Linked DNA regions of Homo sapiens: region 1 is linked to region 2. The links are chromatin contacts, found by Hi-C in ENCODE. All regions are on one chromosome and are shown on one strand. Each heading gives the region's core, a stretch centred on a gene start or an enhancer-like site at or near the end of the contact. The rest is flanking DNA. Distances are from core to core; before and after follow the strand shown.

Region 1 (7,331 bases), core at 3,186-5,685, 220 kb before region 2:
CCCATCATCTGGCCCCATCAGCTGCCCCAACCTGCTCTGGGAGACCGGGTAGCAGGTACCCTTGGATAGAGACATCTCCTCTTCTCACGCCTTCTTATCAGGTGATTTTTAATAGGGACCCCCATGAATTTTTTAAGAACAGGACTCATCACACCAGAGGAAACTGTTTAGTATGGGGGCCCCACAGCCCACAGTAGGCAATGGCCCCTAGTCTACCATCTCTGTGCATCTGGCTGGGCCATGGTGAGGGCAGTGGTGCCTGGGGCAGACATCAGCATAACGTGGTCACATTTTGTACTTTAAGAGTTTGTGAACACCAGTCTTAAACAGTGGTATCTGAAATGAAGTCGCCACCCACTGGCCTAAAACAATGCCAGTGAAAAAGAAATGAATTTATGAAGATTGGCCAAAAGAAATGATGAATCCAGTAAAGATTTACAGAGGAAGTGTTTGCAAAGCGAAACTTACATCTAGTCCTCAAATCTGCTGCCTGAGGAAGAGGGGGAGCTGCTTTCTGCTTTCTTAAGCCTTTAGGATCTAGAGCTGGGAGGGGCAGGCAGGAGGAGAGCACAGCCATCTGTGGATCTGTTCAGTGGCGCTCTGTGAACTCTCAAGCAACTCAAAGCTCTAGAGTCTGGTTCTTCTCAATTACCTCAGGACACAGTCAACTTAGTACCTGCTGTCTGGAGCACGCACAGGAGCCCCTGACTCCTTTTTTTTTTTTTTTTTTTTTTTTTTTGGAGATGGAGTCTCGCACTGTTGCCTGGGCTGGTGTGCAATGGCAGGATCTCAGCTCACTGCAACCTCCACCTCCTGGGTTCAAGTGATTCTCCTACCTCAGCCTCCCAAGTAGCTGGGATTATAGGCACCCATCACCACGCCCTAGCTAATTTTTTGTATTTTTAGTAGAGACCGGGTTTCACTATGTTGGCCAGGCTGGTCTCAAACTTCTGACCTCATGATCCGCCTCTGCCTTGGCCTCCCAAAGTGCTGGGATTACAGGCATGAGCCACCGCACCTGGTGCCCGATTCTTCTAAGAACAGGTGTCCCTGGGCAGGTCCTGGCATGGGCACCAGCAAACACTGTCCTGAAGGACTGCATTCAGCAGGCACTTTTGGTGGCCAGAAACTATTTGCTGTGTCTGAGCTTCTGTTCAGTGAAACAGAATAGCTAGAGAAAATAACTAACTACCAGCACATGATCCCTTGAAAATACTGAGGCACATGTGGCCATTTCATTTTAAAGCATGTCAAAGAGCTACAATGGAAGCAAACAGCTAAAAAACATCAGTGACTTGGAAAGTGTTTTAAAAAGTTACACTGTATATGAAATAACTGCTCTCCATTTTAATAACTATAGAATGTCTATCAGTAAACAAGACTAGCAGAGCTCTAAAAGAATACTCAAACACTCCCGAAAAAGGTGTCTTCCAGTGCTTCTACAACAGCGTTTACACAGAAATACAAAGGTTCAAGTCTCCAAATTCAAGGGCATCAAGAAGGCCTGCGCACAGGCTACCCCAGAAGCATCGGCCCTGGTCTAGGGACATCACTGAGACAGGCCAGCAATGAGGCAGCCCACTAGGCAGTAACGGAATTGGTCTGTTTTTTTCTGAAACAAGTTCAGTAAAATATCAGACTTTCTCCCTTCTTTCTGAAATAAAAAATGAATACAAAAGAAATTTGATAGTTTCACTTGTCATTAAGTTAACAGGAAAAGTAAAGCCCCACAACGTGGTCTCCTGGATACATTCTCAGCAATATGGCTTGCAATATGGCTTTCTGGACTTTGAAATTCCGCCTGTATTTCTTGACAGAGACCTGTTTTCTCTCCCAATCTGCCAGACTCATATTTCAGCATGCACCCCTTTTGTGTATTAGCCTGTGAATGATACTCAGTCACTGAAACAATAGAGCAACTTCCAAAGAGAAAATCCTATCTGTTCTGTTCCCAGGTAAGGGGCTGTGTGGAGTGAGTGTCACTTGTCCATCCCAGCCTAACCCTAACCCTAACCTAACCCGAACCTAAACCCTAACCCTAACCTAGGTTAGAGCTGCTGCAGCCGTGCCTCCGGGGTTCTCTCCGTTCTTCCGGCAACAGCACCAGCATGCTCAGTGCTCCAGGATCCTGGGGGGTTTAAACAACACTCAAAAGTGACTGAAACAGTTTCACACAACAGCTGCCAATACTGCAGCAGAGCTTACTGTGAGAACTACAATAATGGACCTTCTCTAAACTTATCTTGTCTAAAAATATAAAAATTCCTTCATTAAGAATGGATAAGGAAAATTTCATATATCATAAAACAATGATCAACATTCTGCAATTCACAGATAGAATCTGGATTTTGGAAGTACTATACTCAAGTGAGGGCCTGTCTCCACAAAAAAAAATCAAAAATTAGCCAGGCCCAGTGGTGTACACCTCTAGTCCTAGGTACTCAGAAGGCTGAGGCGGAAGGATCCCTTGAGCCCAGCAGGTGGAGGTTGCAGTGAATCATGATCACAGGATCATACCACTGCACTCCAGCCTGGGTGACAGAGCGAGACTCTGTCTCCCAAAAATAAAAAATAAAATAAAATAAGAAAAAAGAAAATATCATGCAGTTCTTTTGGGAAATAACATTTCTAGATATATGTGGTGACTTTATTTCCTTTGGGCAATTTCACAATGTGAAATGAGGGTATCAGGCTGCCAATCATACAATATTTGGTATCAGGTTTTACTTGTAATCTACGTAGCTTAAAAACCTCGATTTGATTGAGAAGCTATCCGTGAAGAAAGCATTAACTTCCAGTGAGATTCTTCAATCAGAGGAATGCCTTGGTTTTCAGTCACTCAACATAATGAACAAGCGTGCTGCCCTAAAATTTGCTTCCTGTCTACCCTCTCTCCTTACATTTTTGTACCTTCTTTCAGAAATAAACCCTGTTTTCTAGATACAAAATTGTAGAAATTGTCAATATTCAACCATTTTTGACCTACCAAAATGACAAGTATTCGTGATTTATTAGGAGCAGAGGAAAAGAAACTTTCCAGTGAAAGCTTAAAGACATGGTCGCCAGCTTCCACTGTGAAAATATACACGTCTACACACCTGAGCAACACGCTATCATAGAGTTAAAACTTTTCTTCACCCAGAACAAACCACAAGTTAGAATTTGTCTCAAGTCTACATACTGACCTATGTAAGGACCTCCTTCTTCACCCCCAGCCCCCACATAACGTACTGGCAGGGAGAGGGGAAAGCCTGGCACACCAGCTCTCACCCTGATTGGCTTTTCATTTTTCAGAGACATCTTCAGACAACTTCTGAGGAAATCTCACTGGGCTACTAAATAAGTAGCAAATGCAAGTTAAAAGAATACACTTCAGCTGGCAGCTTCACACATGTGTACCCAGCAATCCCATCCAGAACCGTAAGATCGAATCAACAACCATGCCACCTGGCAGCGAAAAGCTTCCATGTTGTTCAGAACCCGCCTCTTTTCCCCATGAAAAGTTCTTCCTCTTTTGAGGAAGAGTCTGTGCATGTGTGTACATGTCTGTGCATGGCTGTGGTTGTGTGTGTGCATGCATGTATAAAGATAACTAAAATGTTACAGGATTACAACTGATTCTGCAATCCTAAACACCAAGCTCTTTTTCTCCCTCTGGCCAACAATTCTAGCACCTTAAGGAATCACTTAAAGGAAAAAAAAAAAAAAAAAAAGGTATCAGCTGCTTTTAAACACAAGTCAAACTGCTTAAAATAGGCCCAATTTATAAATCATGAGAGATGTAAATTCTTGAGCCCCACCCTAGAGCAGAGTCTGACACTAGAGCGGGTGGGGGAGGCACTCCCTGGCAGGAAGGGCCGAGAGCCCCTGCAGAGCCTCAGTGAGCCTGCTAAGCATTTCTGTATGGAACGGTGTGCAGGACTGGCCCATGGGGCTCCCCTCTACACACAGGTCATTGTGTGACCAACCTCCTGTTGGAAATAGGGCGCCTGAAGCCTGCACACGATTCCAGCGGTGGGCTGAGTGGTAAAGAAAGGTTCACAACAGTGCTCTGGGCAACTCCAGCCCGCACCGAGTTTTCTGCCCCATTTCAAGTTTTCATCTATTATCATAACATGCTGGGTCTTCCTGGACACCAATTCTGGCACTTCCCCTGAATTTCAACGTTTGGGCTCTCCTGCACATCCCGGGCGCGTTGCTCCTTTTGCTCTGGTTTAATTTTAAAACGTCTCCTGACCTCTCCTTTTCCCTTTTCACTCCTGGTTGTCCCATCTTCCCTGTCTTACGCATGCTTCTCCTCTAAAGCACAGACAAGCTCTGTGTTCTCACACAGGTCTCTTCAATCCTCCTCCTCCTTTTGGAATGATTAACAACCGTGTTCTCAGAACCCTGTGGGAGAGCCTCCAGTTAACTAGCTTTTCCGTTGTGGCTTCCCATCATGTGCCCACACACATCTGTTCTTTAAGCCTGTGACGTGGGCTTTTCTGGAATCCGTGTCTGACACTGCTTAGTGTTTTCTTTCTCAATTGTCCAAACTTCAAAACAACTCAGCTGCTCACTCAAGATTCCAACATTTTCTACTTCACCAACCAGGCCTTCCTGCAGTCAGAACCAGACGTAAAGGGGCTGTCTTCTCGGTGATCCACTTTATCTTAGAAGCAGAAGCAGAATCAGTCAGTCAGACGCCGAGATGATCCCACCTTCCACCGAGTTCACAGGGCCTCCATGGTGGGCTGAGATCCGCTCTGCAAAGGGCAGATTCTTCTCTGAGCGGTACTCTCTACATTTCCATGCCTACCCCCAAATCAGCAGCGTCAGGGAGAGGCTTCTGCACTGCATCTCCGAGGGCTCTCCTCAGCAGCCTCTGGGGGACGGCAGCCCCCCTGGCCTTGGGAGCAAAGCTGACTCGGGAGAAGTCGGTCACTAGGGCCCAGCCAGGGAGGCTGTGCGCCCACTCCCCTTCTTCCCGCTGCTTTAATGTGCTTTCCCGCAAGAAACACAGATGACGGTTTCTTGCTTCTTTCAGTTCCTTCCAGATGACACCCAGGAAGAACGAAAGAGTTCCTATGTGGTTTATGAGTAGACAGAAAAAAAAAATATCTAGTCTTCGAAGAATCAAGTTCTTGTCAAGTTACAATTTCTGAAACATGGTTACAGTTCGAAACTTTTTGGAAGACCATCTTCTGGTTATGACATTTCTACGAAATCTTCTCATTCTTCCTCACTGAGTCTATAGATAAATGTCTTTGAAATGGACTTTCTGGAGAGGCTTATTAATGTAGTTTAAGGAAGTAAAACACTAATCTGAGAACAAAACTGGCTACCACATCACTGCTACACTGAGAAAAGTTCTCAAATTCCATGGGTTTAAAAAGTATAGTTAACATGCAGTGACAGCCGGGTGCGGTGGCTCACACCTGTAATCCCAGCACTTTGGGAGGCTGAGGCGGGCGGATCACGAGGTCAGGAGATCAAGACCATCCTGGCTAACACAGTGAAACCTCGTCTCTACTAAAAATACAAAAAATTAGCCAGGCGTGGCACGCGTCTGTAGTCCCAGCTACTCGCGAGGCTGAGGCAGGAGAATCGCTTGAACCCGGGAGGCGGAGGTTGCGGTGAGCCCAGATCGCACCACTGCATTCCAGCCTGGGCGACAGAGCGAGACTCCGTCTCCAAAAACAAAAACAAAAAATAACATGCAGTTACTAGAATCTTCTAAAATTAAAAGGCCCAAAGGAATGAATATAGGTCCTCCTGGTGTAGACACCACCTGGCATTACACCAGTGAACACTAGGTGGTGCCATATCCCAAAGAGACAGAGACTCGACACTATTCCAAAACATTTAGGATAAAAAATATTTGTGGCTCACGCCTGTAATCCCAGCACTCGAAGGAAATGGAAGCAAATGGAAGGAAAAAGAGACCATTTAAGAGGTCTATACAAACCCACGGTACAAAATGCAAAATTCAATTTAAAAGACAAGACAGAAATTAGCTGGTTTGGCAATGACTCCAAGCATATTCTCACAATGTAGGCTCTGAGCCTCACTCAATGCTGTGAGAAGCAAACAGTACTTGCTGTTCAGGTATGGATCTTGACAACTCGATCACACTCAAAAATATTCAAGAAAATGATCAAGACTACACAGGATGAAGCAAAGTCCACAAAAGTAGCAGGTGACATATGAAAACAACAGTGCAACCCTTCTGCCCACAGGGAAGTGCAGATCGCCCCAAAGACAGGAGGACCAGCAGGACACTGGGCCACACACGTGAGGCCTCGCCAAGCGCACCCATCTGTGGCTCACAACAGACTAGGCTCAGGGTTTTTTCATCTGGACTCACTGCTACACAGTTACTGGACCAGAATTCTCCATCACCATTTATTTTGAGAATCTCAGATTAGGATAACCACATTTTAATCCATCTAAAATGCTCTAGTGTCTACCGTGTTCCTGCAAATTAATCCAGATTATGATCAATTGTTTTGAAATATCCTTAAACATACACTGTACGCTTCTAATAGCTGATGAAGTATTCCTAACTGCACCACTAGGGAGCCCGCTCTATCACAAACAGAAGCCAAGGCTTTGGGTTAACTTTCCATTACTACACACCAATAAAAATGAAACCTATCTCCCCAGGAAGCCAGTAATGAAGATGGCAGCAATTAAACCCAAGTAACATGTATGTTTCTGGAAGAGTTTTCATCTATTCATTTTTAGGAACTGTCAACAGCAGATGGAGATCTAAAACATGTACATTAATTACCCGTATCAACCCTAGTGTTAACATGTTTCCAAATCCACCCATGAAGCTAGAGGCTGTAAGAGATTCTTGAAAGAAAGCACTTTGGACTCCTCAGAACTCTGACATGTACTCTGTGCATCCAAAAATGTCTTATTTCCAAAGTGCTCTGCCCCCAGACACACCAGATCCCACCACGGGACGCACGGTGCGTGGCAATGGCAACAATGGGCACCACAGGTGGCACCTGACGGGGAGGCCAGAAATCGGACTGAACAAGCAGGTAGCTTCTTCGCTGGGTCAGCCTACAGAGACCAGGAGTTTCCGTGGAAAACCCTGTTTCCAGTGGACCTGGAACTGTGTTCCTTTTCATGCATCTCATTTGCAGCCAGCTCAGCAGGCATGTTTCAGCATTAGAGTTAGCCAGCTTTAAATTAAGAGATGAAGATACAATCCAAGATACTGTCATATTTGTAAAATCTAAACCAAGTCACAGCTATTTAGCACATGAAGCTATTTCTGGAAAGCAAGGAAAAGAAGGCTAAATACTTTAAAATGTAATGTTATTACAAATAAAACAAGT
Region 2 (7,046 bases), core at 665-3,164:
GCTCCTGCTGTCCTCAGGGGTCCCAGGCGGCCCCATTCTCAGCAGTAACATGGTCACCGCCGGCTCTTCCTAGAGGACTCCTCATCTGAGCCTACTGGGCTGTTCACCACCTGTGGGCCCGGGATTCTGGGCCCACGCTCCCCTGGCAGCCCTGGCCCTGCGCTGACCGAGATCCCCCACTGGGGAGCACTGACCATGGAGGGTCCTTTCTTATTCCATCCCAGAGGTGGAAGGTGAGTGAGTGTAGTGAACTCAAAATAGCAATGGCTTAGACAATCTGGATGCTTGTCTCCCTCTCGTAAGGGTGGAGGGTGCTGTCCCGGTCAGCACAGAGTTCTCCCCTTGCAGGCCCCAGGACCCGCCTTTGAGTTCCTCACCCTGACATCTCCCAGGCCACCCTGGTCCTGGGGCCTGAGCTGAGCTCCGACCTATAGTGGGTCAGAGAGGGCAGAGGGCGAGCACTGGCTCTTTAGGAAGATTCCAGAACACATGGTTGTAGAACCAAGTTACAGGCCCTGGCCTAGCTTCAAGGGAGCCAGAAAGGAAGTGTTTGTTCTTGGAGCTGTAAGTCCTGCTCCTAGAGAAGAGGGGCTTGCCTGTGGTCAGTAGCTTTGAGCCCCTGTGCACTGCGTCAAGTCCAAACAGTAAGTGCTGATGTGGACACCCGAGACACAGGTTTTCATGCCTCTGCCATGAAAACTTCCTTCTCCTCCTGGAAGCCTCAGAGAGACAGGCTACTCTGTCAGAGACCTCCAGGCCCCAGAGGAGCCCAGTACATCGTTAGATGTACTGCTCACTAACAGGTAATCATAGTGATCAATGATCTCATACATGGATTGAAGGTCACTGACCCCTAAGAGCAGGGTAGGGAGGGAGCGCGGGCTGTGTGCCTCTGAGGACTGAGTGCCATCTGTGTCCTCAAACAGTGGCTCGGCTGCTGATTTCTGTAGTACCTTGGGTAAGGGAGACACCTGGGAAAGTCTCTCCATCTCTCCAAGCCACGTCCGTGAAATGGGGATAGTGCTGGAATCACCACCACAGGGTCCTGGAGTCCACAAGGGCACGACACGTGGAATGCAACACCCAGCAACACCTAAAGGCAGTGAACATGCTGGTGTTCCAGCTTCACGCCCACAACTGGCCTTTGTCCTCATCCACACAGCCTGTGCCCTCAGTGCCCGCATTCGGACACAGGATGAGAAGGGAGCACTAAACGCAATGTCACCTGTGCCAAAGTCATGTCCTGGGCAGAGAAAGGCTATGCTGTTCTAACAGGGACCAAAACACAGACAGAGGGAGAGTGACTCAGATGGAAGCTTTGGGTCTCGTTTCACAGCCAGGGGAGCGGTCCACATGGGCAGGCGGCCTCTGCTCCGTGGCCATTCAGGACACTGACATCGCTGTCTCTTTTCTCCCACATCCCTTTGGGCTGGTCCTGACATGCTGACTTCCAACCACAGAGAGGAAAGCCAGAATCAGTTTTCAGTTCAGCAAATGAGGCCGATATTGGAGGCATCACCTCATTTATCTTTTATTTGTGAGAGTTCAGACCCTAAGGCACAGCTCAGCCGCCTCCACTGGGCAGCCACAGCCTGGGGAGAAGGGATTTTAGGGGACAAAACCAGCTACATTTCCCATAAAAATAAATTTCAGAGAGTCCCCTTTGACTTCAAATCCAGCAAAAATGTATCTTTTGGAGGAGGGCCCAGTTTTGACCCACTTTTCCCACAGTGCAGAAGCTACTTGGGAGTAATTATGACAACCCAGAGGGGCTTCCAGAGTCCTGTGGACTCAGAGGATGAGCATCTGCAGTGTTTCAGGAAAGCACCTGTAGTCCCAGTGACTCAGGAGCCTGAGGCAGGAGAATTGTTTGAACCTGAGAGGCGGAGGTTGCAGTGAGCTGAGATTGCACCACTGCACTCCAGCCTGGGTGACAGAGCAAGACTCTGTCTCAAAAAATAAATAAATGAATAAATAGGAAAGCACATTTGAAGGCTGCACATGGTGGCTGATACTTGTAATCCCAGCAATTCAGGAGGCCAAGGTAGGAGGATGGCTTGAGTTCAAGACCTACCTGGGCAACATAGTGAGACCCCCCGTCTCTTAAAAAAAAAAAAAAATTAGCCGGGTGTGGCGACGTATGCCTGTAGTCCAAGCTACTCGGAGGTGGAAATGGGAGGATGGTTTGAGTGTGGAAGGTTGAGGCTGCAGTGAGCTGAGATAGTGCCACTGCACTCCAGCCTGGGCAACAGAGTGAGACCCTGTCTCAAAAAAAAAAAAGCACATTTTAAATGTAAAAGTAAATTGTATATGGTTTTGAAAACACAAAGTACAAAAGGGAACATAAAAAAAGTCGTCTCTGTCTCACTGTCTTTGAAAACTCTGCAGAGGACAAGAGTCCTCCCCAGGTCCTGGGCACGTCGGCACTGTCCCTGTTCTAGCTAGAGGGTGGCACAGAGGAAGCCACTCCACAGGCCCGGCTCTGGCTCGCCTCCTCCTCTGATCACAGCTGTTTTGTGTCTTGTTTAGCGTGCAGGGCGCTGATGGACGAGATAGAGCACGACATCACCAAGGCTCGGCAGAAGAAGACCAAGGTGGGATCCTTCCGAATCAATCCCGATGGGACTCAGGAGAGGAGAAAGGTAGTGGAAAAGATATTATGTGCCAGTGTATAATTGCGGATATGGGCAATTACCAACCATTTATCCAAACAGCAGTTGGTCTTAATCTTCTAACCTTTCTCTTGTTCAGGGTATCAGCTCTAAATTGCTTCTGAGTCCTGGGGGACCCAAAGTAATCTTTAAGCTTGAAATTGAAGTATCTCTCTCAGCACCTAAATTTTGTGTCTCGTCAAGTCGAAAGACATTTCGGCACTGTTCTTCATCAGAATAAAAATAGCGCGTCTGTGGTTCTTGGTGAGGCCAGCAGGGGGCCCAGAAGAGGCTAAAGGGGCGGCCTAGAGACACTCAAAGCAGAATAGTCCTCTCCTGGGTACCACACTCCCTCCCCCACTGCAAGATGTGCAGATTTCTAGTTGGGGGTGCAGGTTGTAAGACGCACTTTCTGGAATAGACCGGACAGTTGGCTATGGAGAAGGAAGAAACGTTCTTGCACAACCTAGAGAGGGGCTCCCCCTGAGGATCAGAGGCAGTGAGTGGGGCGCTGGAAGGGTGGAGTCTAAGACACCAGGCGGGACCCATTAGGGGACACCTTCCCCTCTGAGCCCTCAGGTACTAGGTGCCCAGAACACATAAGCCAATTTCAGCATCATTCTAAGAGAAATATTATTAGAAAGGTGTTCCCCAATATCATCCAACTCACTCAAAGCTAAACAGAAGTGGGTCTGGATTTCTTGCAGCTTTCTTTTGTTGTGATGCACTGCACCTGTCTTAAATAATGCAAACTAGGCTGTCTGTGTGGGGTCCGTGTCTTCCTGGAGCTGTGTGCCCATCCGAAGAGGACAGGGCAGGAAAGGAGAGTCACAGACAGGTGCCGTGGTTGAACTGTGGGGCTGTGACAGGCAGCCCTTACAGAAAGTACCTCAGGCTTCTAATGCGCCTCAGTTATGAATGAGGGAGGAATTTCCATCCACAGGTCAGTACCTCCCACAGGAGAGGGCTGGGCTCTCAGGGGTCCCTTTTGGGTTCGTTGCCTCCCCAAAGGCACACTCAAGGATGGATCCTTCAAGAGCCGTGTCTGGCAAGTCCACCGGAGGGACCCCGTGCAGGCCCACTGGCTGCTCTGCTGCAGGTCTGACGCCTGCACCCCGGAATCTCAAGGTCCTTTGTGGTCACCTGAATGCAGGACATGTGCCTCCATAAAATCCAGTACAGTCCTGGTCCCTGACACCAGCCGGGAGCTGATTCCCACTGTCAAGCAGGGCCAGGGAAGATGTGAGTGCCTGTCTGTGTGTGCATTGTGTCCACATGTGTAATGTGGGGGTGTGTGCCAGCCAGCATAGCTTTGAAGATAAGCTGAGTCTTAATATTTTGATAACTTCAATCTGGGCTATCAGACACATCATTAGTGCTCCTGGGCCAGCAGAAAGGAAGTCTTTCTCTACAGGCCCAACAAAGGGGAGCCAAGGAAATGACCGCAGAGCCCTGAGGAAGGGGCTGGAAGGGGAGGAGCCGGGTGGCCCTTCTTTATTGACAGCTGCTGGGCGACAGCCTTTAAGTGATTTTCTAGTCCTGACAATGACCCTGCAGAAAGAATAGCATCTCTGCATTACTGATGAGAGCGGGGGGAGTCAGGCCAAGTGGCCGCAGCTCCCACAGCGGATGGAGGGCCGTGCAGGGACTGGGATGGCAGCACCTTGTACCTTCCACCCTCCTCAAATTCACACTGCATCCTTGAGTGATGCGACCCAGGAGTCCACGTTTGGGGGTCCTGAGCCTTTCCAGTGTGTCTAATCCCAGAATGGAATTAAGTTTGCCTGGAGAAAATGGGCCACACCCTCCCCTGCTTTCTGTTGTCTTGGAGGATGTTCCACTTCAAGGCGATCAAGTTGAAATAGCTTTTCCGATTTTGCCAGGAACACTTAGTCTGCAAAGCAACTGAAAGCAGCTAGACGGCTACATTCACCAGTGTGCCTAAGGCAATCTTAGAGTCGCAGCTACAAGGAGCTGGTGCTGATCTCAGGTGATCTTTCTGCCCAGGGCTCCTGCTCAGCCAGAAGTAGCCCAGGCCAGCATCACACGGAGACTTCTCTCTGCAAACATGGTGCACCCTGTAGGCGCGCGGGTGGGTTCCTCGTGTTGGAGAACTCGTCTTTAAAGCCCTTGTGTTGGAGAACAGCATGGCCTGGCGGTGGGTGTGTGGCTCAGCAGTTCCTGCTTCTGGCTAACTCACAGCAGAGTGACCCCCTCACGTCCCAGCACTCTCATGCTTCAAAGAGCTCCACTGTCTTCCCCTGGAAACTTCTAGAAGGTCTCTCATCCTTCCCACTTAGAAAACTCTTCCTTGCTGTGATTCACATTCCTGTGGCATTGTTTTCTTCCGTCAGCAGGCTACTTGGCCAAATTCGGAAGTAGGGGATCTGGCAGTGTGAAGTCAGCTCTGCCCTTGCTCTGCTTGGACTTGGATGGGGGCCAGGCTGGTGTTACTGCGGGGGCTACTCTCCTCCTTCCACCCAGCAGCTCACAGAGCACGTGCTCAGCTTGGCCTTCAGTGAAGAACAAAAGAAGGCACACAGCTGCCAAATGAGAGGGGTCTCGGGCCCCCATTGTCCTGCCTGGAGGAGTCTTGAAGCCAGAGGTGTTCCCAGCCCGGCCCGGCTGGCCACAGAGCGGCAGGACCCCTTGCCTGCTTTTTTCTCCTTTCTGGACCTCAGTCAGGCTGGAAAGAAACACAGGCCGTGTCTTCAGAGCTGAGGGTGCTGATGCCACAGGGTCCTTGGAGAGGCTGTTCCTCTGTGGGAGGGGTGAGGCGGGTTCCCCCGAGAATCCGAGTTCCTAAGGGGAGCCACGGGAAGAAGCAAAGCGAGTGAGTGGCCTCTCGGCACTGTGCGGACCCAGTGTGTGCAAAGCGGCCTGTGTCCATACCGGGCTATTCTCTCCGTCTAGCCTCGGGCGGGGGTGGGTCTGGGAGGGCAGTGTGGACAGGGGAGATGTGCAAACCAGCTTCTCTCAGGCCAGGCCTCCCTTGCTTAGAAGAAGAGTCAAAGGAGGCCCCCAGAGAGCAGCCAGTGAAAGGGCTGTGGCCGCAGGCGGGCCTCTGCCCGCACTGGCTCAGTCCCTGGTGTGGATGTGGGGCTGGGACAGACACAGAGGAGGGCCAGGTGCCCACGACAGCCTGCATGTCCTCTCAGCAGCGGGAGGGTCTTGGGGTCCGGCTGCACCACAGGAGCCCCGGGATATGTGGGGACCCCGCTTTTTTTTCTACTCTGCATACTTTGCCACTAGCAGCATTGTGGCTCAGACAGAAATCCCCCAGCCCCAGGGGTGTGCAGTGGCTCTTTCCACGTGAGGCCCAGCAGTGAGGCCCCAGCATCAGTCAGGAAGCTTGGGTGAGCCCCGAAGGGCAAGCAGAGGTCTCCATGAAGAGCCTTTCCATGCCCACACCCAGGACCTTCCTTCCTTGGCTCCCTACGCCCGCCCATGAGCAAGGGGTGCTCTGACCATGGTTGGGGGGTCACTCCTTGGAGCCTGGTGACTCCCAGACCCGTAGGTCCGGGGAGCAGCTGGCAGGACCAAGCAGGACTTGCTTTCCCTGGGGCTCCCCTGACTCCCCTGCCCAGCTCCGCCTTCCCTGCCTGCCTGACTCCCCTGCCCAGCTCCGCCTTCCCTGCCTGACAGCACTCAGCCTGGCAGGGAGGGAATCAGCTCTCAGGCCCTACAGCAGGGGTTGTGAATACTCCACATCGAGCGTCCCACTGCACGTGTTCTGCACCGGCTTCTAGGATTTTCCCAGCAGACTTCTGCCCCCCCGACCCTGCCCCTGTCATGGCAGCCGGCTTGCAAACACAGCGTTCATTGGCTGCCTTCCAGTAGAACTTCCCCTCCACTCTAGTGTTTCCAGAACCTTCCAGGTAAACAGCCCTGGGAGAATCCCAGCAAAGACAGTACTAAAAGGCCCCTTCAAGCAAAGCATCCCCTCTATAGGGCTGCCGTGGTTTCTGAGTACCAGGGCTGCTTACCCACCTTTGAGTGATGGTTATAGAGGCTGGTGCGAGGCTGGAAGACTTCCCTTCCTGGGAAGGACCTCAGGGTGTGTGGCTCCATCCACACTGTCCTCCTGGCCAGCCAGGCAGCAAGACCCTCGAGGAAGGGTGCTCCAGCTTCCCTTGAGTTAGAGCAAGACCCATGGACAGTCGCCCCACACTCAGCAGACTGCGGGGGCTCTGGGGAGCCTCCAAGCCAGGCCCGGTTGGCCTCCCTCCTCATCATCTGAGGCTGACCTGCCAAGCAGGCTAGAAGGGAGGAAGGTGTGGGTCATGTGGTGTGGGGAATGATTAGAAAATAAGGCTCATTATTGTAATCAACATCATTCTCAAGCTAGCTCAGAAGTCTTCAATGTTATCAACTTTATGGGACAGCCTGTAGAAG

The links. A loop is a pair of places that touch in the nucleus more often than their neighbours do. Pooled maps may share reads with other maps.
Region 1: a loop to region 2 is called in a map of HepG2, with 21 times the contacts of the local background. The contact joins the enhancer-like site here to the promoter of CNPY1 in region 2. A Hi-C loop is called at or near these places in 1 of 168 maps with a recorded cell type or tissue (HepG2), 2 of 37 single-sample maps with no recorded cell type and 4 of 50 pooled maps.

Annotation. Positions count from the first base shown.
Region 1 is chr7:155,766,977-155,774,307 of GRCh38, reverse strand. The region is part of intron 16 of RBM33 (RNA binding motif protein 33); the gene reads right to left. Among named protein-coding and RNA genes, the nearest start is that of SHH, 42 kb to the left of the region's middle. RefSeq lists a silencer at 5,693-5,886. Within about 2 kb of position 4,435, at least 2 of the 41 ENCODE cell types and tissues checked have a DNase peak (open chromatin) inside an H3K27ac peak, as active enhancers do.
Region 2 is chr7:155,541,427-155,548,472 of GRCh38, reverse strand. It overlaps CNPY1 (canopy FGF signaling regulator 1), which reads left to right and starts at 1,914. Exons shown (of 5, transcript NM_001393663.1): 1 at 1,914-2,044; 2 at 2,530-2,642. The coding sequence starts at 2,544. RefSeq lists enhancers at 1-299, 5,586-6,386.